Linked DNA regions of Mus musculus: region 1 is linked to region 2. The links are chromatin loops, found by intact Hi-C in ENCODE. Cell type or tissue: left cerebral cortex. All regions are shown on one strand.

Evidence for each region. Peaks named below come from ENCODE experiments on the same cell type or tissue, not always from the same donor. Only the 100,000 strongest peaks of a DNase experiment are listed, where the experiment ranks them.
Region 1: a loop joins it to region 2, with 3 times the contacts of the local background. A loop is called at or near these places in 3 of 42 quality-filtered maps.

What each region holds. Positions count from the first base shown.
Region 1 is chr3:17,666,209-17,668,708 of GRCm38, reverse strand. The region is part of intron 2 of Gm30340 (a long non-coding RNA gene); the gene reads left to right. Among named protein-coding and RNA genes, the nearest start is that of Gm30340, 120 kb to the left of the region's middle. In left cerebral cortex, no CTCF peak of the experiment used is centred here; DNase peaks (open chromatin) are centred at 1,007 and 1,420; H3K27ac peaks cover 866 bases.
Region 2 is chr3:17,778,133-17,780,632 of GRCm38, reverse strand. All of the region lies in intron 2 of Gm30340 (a long non-coding RNA gene), which reads left to right. Among named protein-coding and RNA genes, the nearest start is that of Gm30340, 6.6 kb to the left of the region's middle. In left cerebral cortex, no CTCF peak of the experiment used is centred here; a DNase peak (open chromatin) is centred at 1,290; H3K27ac peaks cover 999 bases.

The DNA.
Region 1 (2,500 bases), 110 kb after region 2:
AATCCCGGTATAATTGATTCTCATTCTTCTCCACCTTCCAAGTTTATCTGTTCTGCATCAAAAGACTGGCTTATCAATGAAGCCCACGAGACACTGACTGTTTCCTCCTGTTCAGCAAAATGTGCCTCTCTAGGTTCCCCCACAGAAAGGTGGGTGCTCCAGTTTGTTCCTCCTTTCTCTCCTTTATTATTTTCCATTTTATGTCTTGATTTTCTTTTGGTTTTATATCACTATTTCCTTCTGATTTTGTAATTGATTTCAAGTCCATGACAAATTTACCTGTCTAGCTCTCAGCTTTGCAAACTCACCTGGGGCAATATAGTGGCTGAATGTTAAGACTTTGTGGTCAGAGTGATCAGATTTGATGTTTACTCTCTCTTGTAAACTTGGACACGTTTCTTTTTCTTTTTTCTTTTTTCTTAGGTATTTTCCTCGTTTACATTTTCAATGCTATCCCAAAGGTCCCCCATACCCACCCCCCCCAATCCCCTACCCACCCACTCCCCCTTTTTGGCCCTGGCGTTCCCCTGTACTGGGGCATATAAAGTTTGCAAGTCCAATGGGCCTCTCTTTGCAGTGATGGCCGACTAGGCCATCTTTTGATACATATGCAGCTAGAGACAAGAGCTCCGGGGTAACTGGTTAGTTCATATTGTTGTTCCACCTATAGGGTTGCAGTTCCCTATAGCTCCTTGGGTAATTTCTCTAGCTCCTCCATTGGGGGCCGTGTGACCCATCCAATAGCTGACTGTGATCATCCACTTCTGTGTTTTCTAGGCCCCGGCATAGTCTCACAAGAGAGAGCTATATCTGGGTCCTTTCAGCAAAATCTTGCTAGTGTATGCAATGGTGTCAGCATTTGGAAGCTGATTATGGGATGGATCCCTGCATATGGCAATCACTAGATGGTTGGACACGTTTCTTAAACATTTGGCCATAACAGCCAATTCATATGAACTTAATATTGCGTCTTATGTGCATAATTGCGAGTCCTTAATCCTGGGTTGTTGTGCTTCAGAACATTCAGATAATTCTATTTGGTATTCAATGTGCAGTGGCTGTTGTGATCCTTATGGATGCTCAACAAAGAACATGGTCTCTCTGGGCCTCCATCTTGGCAATGGTAAGGTCATGTTGAAGCAATTCCTCCCACCTGGAAGGCGCCAATGGCAGCTCTTGTGCTCTGGATAACTGACTCTTTTGCTCCCTATTTTTGCATCCACTGTACTTGGGATGTGGTTTCAACTGCTCCTGTGATTGCTGCCATCAGTTTTGCTGATGTCTAATTGTTGCTTAAAGATTGCTGCCCTTCCCAGACTAGGGAGATGTGGGAGAATGATTTCTGGTTTATTCCATTGTTTACTTCTATGCACTGCCTTGGCTCTGTATGGAACATCAGCACTTTTACCACTGATGGGGACCTCAATAGTCGATCCCAGAGATCTTTTTTCCTGGGCTTTCAGGATGTAGCAGAGAACATATGGAGCAGCTTTCTGAGATACTACTAGTTATTCTTTTGCAGCCAATTCTTAAATTTAGACAAGCTTTATTTGGAAAGGAATCTTTACATGAAGGTTTTTATAAAGCCTCTTCCCTGGTCTTGATGCTATTGCTTAAGCAGTTTTTAAGAACAATTTTAGTTTTTGTTTCTCCACTTTCACTCTAAACAAGCTCTTGTCTGTCCTTATGACTTTTCTTAGGAAAAGCAGATGTTGACTGTGTTTTCCTAGCTAGGACTTGTTGATTCTGTGAAGTGCTGCACAACCCTTTGTAAGAATGGCAGATTCTGTCTCTATCCTCAAAGGAAAAAGAGAAAATAATCTATGGAGACATTTTGAGATCAAATATATGTAAAATACTAATAAAATTGGTCAGTATTTTTTCCAAATATTAGGTTTTTTTGTTATTTGATCTTGGTTTGAAAATCAGGGAAAACATAGATGCAAGGTCTTAGAGATAAGCACAAAGGAATGAAGAAAGGTTGTGAATAAAGGCAGAGCAAGTATATCAGAGAATAGGTGCATTACAACAGATTCTGTTCTCTGTTCTTTTCTTTCCTGTGATAGGATTTCTATGGCCTTGATTTACAGTGTGGCACTGGGTTTACAGCAATCTTTTTGTGTCAGCCTTCCAAATACAGTAACAACAGACACGTGGCCCCATATCAATACGGCTGTAGCCTTCTCATTGGATCCTTACACTATCTGACAAAAAAGGCAACAGATCATTGACTTCTCTTCTTGCATTTATTATTTATTTTATTTTTCTTTTTTGAGTTATTGAAATATTAAACTTAAGTAATAGATTAATGTTTAACCAATAGGTTATAACAACCAGCCTGGACTTGATTTTTCTTTTCTATTTTGAGATTTGGTCTCAATATGCTGCTTGACCCAGGCTAGTCACATAACCCAGGGAAGCTTTCAACTGGGGATTTTTCTGTCTCACCCACTCATGAAACTGGGATATGGCCTGTTTCATCATGTCTTATTTTATTTAA
Region 2 (2,500 bases):
TCCTCTTTCTCTTGTTCTTTTTCCTCACTTCTTTCTTTGACAGTGTGTCAGTCTCGATGGTAGATGTGAACTTCATTATGGTTTGCTTGCATTGTTAGTGATGCTTTAAAATTAACTGGGTAAGGCCTTTAATGAAGCTTTGCTACTTGATTTTGTTCTCCCTCCTGTTTTTAATCTTCTGAATGTTCTACTCTTGAAAGAAACAGCATCTTAGATGAATGTCCTTACTAAGGGTAAGTCTTACATTGTAACATCTAGAGGTTAGTCTGAGGGCATTCAAAAGGTCAAACTGCCAGTGTGATTTTGTTCTAGTATAGGATTGGACTGCCCTAACTTTACTGAGTCAACAGTATCTCTGAGAACTCCTAGACATAATCACAAAGCTTTCCTATGGATTTAGAAGTTTTGAATCTAGAAAGATAAGAGATAGGGCAGCTCTTTCTGGATAATTCCAGTTTGGTCTCTCTCTCTCTCTCTCTCTCTCTCTCTCTCTCTCTCTCTCTCTCTCTCTGTCATAGTTGTTAAAATAAGAGAATGACTTGAAAGTTGAAACACAAACATGTTTCTAAAAACAACTTTCAATAAATTAAAAATATATCAAAGTAAGTCAAACAACCCATGACAAATCCTCCTGCAGTTTCTCTTTGACGTGGTTGTGGTTATATAGCTATATATATAATATATAATATATATATAGTGGGCATAATGATTACATAAACTGAAAAGTACAAATTGCTTGGGAGACAGCATAGCAGCTGCATAGTAACAAAAACCTAACTTAATGTAAGACTCAGGAAAGATGGGAGGGAAGGTATGGTATTCTATTGAGTGCCATGTGTTGACGCTTTACCAGGTTCTTCCATGAACATACATTCTCATGAGGACATGTCAAGGTTGCTTTTCATTTTAGAGACAAGAAAGTATGAGCTGAGGTTGGGGCTGTGGAGTCTTACATATACTGGCCAAGGTCATGTAGCTAACAATTTTTGAAATCCAGACAATAATTCAAATAATTTTGTCTCCAAAATTTGTGTGCTTTCTCATCAACCAGATATATCGCACATGATTTACTTTCCTCTTGAAAAAAACATTTAATTACCGTATGTTCTCAGATTCTCTTACTCCACCCTCTCCTCTTGGCCCGTGGCTATTGCCTACTCTTATCTTTGGGCAGGTACTCAGCATTTTTAGTTATCCCTCCTCCAAACCTCTTCTGATACTCAGGCTCCTGCATCAGCTTGCTTGGGAGGCTTTCTGTAGGACATAGGCTTGAGTTGCTTATTATTTGCATGGCTGTGTGAAGTGATGGGCTTGAGGCCAAAGCTTTTTATAGCATGCACATGAGTCAGAATGTTCTGTTGAATTAAACTGTGAAACAAAAGGCTTGAAAAAGGGCAATAGCAATTCTGCTTTTAAGAAATTTAATTTGGGAATATGACGATTCTTCTTCTAGATCTTTAATATTTATATTAAGACCTCTTGCATTTTCTATCCCATTTCACTTCCCAATTCACAATCTTACCAAGTAAATCATGAATTAGAACTTTTGGGAACTTTAGCTAGTTCTTTATTGAGATTATGCATTATTTAGCTAGCAGAGTTAACACTATCAAGCTTTTGGTTCATTATACTGCATTTAGTACATATGATACCTAGCATGTAATTCTCAAAGTAAAAAGAACATCTTGGTATTATGCAACTTATATTGAAGTTTATTCTAGATACAAGTATATATATATGAATCGATATGAATTTAATGTAATTCATTTTCTGTCTCTCTGTCTTGAAAGAAGCAATCATTTACCAAAGAAATGAACATTTACCAATATTGGTAGATGACCTAAATAACAAGAAGTAATCTCAAATAGAAAAATCAAATTATAAAACCTAAAATTAAACATTGAAACTCAAACTTGTGTTTACTATTTAGCTTTGAACATTGAAGGAATTTTTCTTCTTTACTTCTTAGAGTTACTCACTAGAATATTAATTTCTTTGAAGACTCTCATATTAAAATTTATAAATGTCTGCTAAAGATGACTATTACTGCAAAAATAAAGAGCTTAATGTAGATAATCTAAGAACTGATATTATTAAACTAAAAACCTCAGAGATAATATGGTGTTAAAAACCACAGATAGTTAATAGTATAATAGCTCGGTGATTTTGTAGCTAATATAGAAATATGAAAGATAGAATACTGAATTTTAAGACAGTTCTTCTAGAACAAATGTTGAACATTAGGACTCACATGATGTGTTTGTTTTATGGCTGAAACTGACCTCAGATATTCTACTTTCAGGCTGTAGTTGCTCTTTGAGGCTGAAGGGTTAAAGGTTCAAATGGAGAAAAGGAGTACAAAACAAAATAAAACAAACAAAACTAAACAAGAGCAATAATCATCTGAATTTTGAAAGCATAGCTGTAACAACAATGATCAAAACACTACATCAATAATCAGAGGTTTATTTGGAGTCAAATCCCAGGTATAGGTTTGATA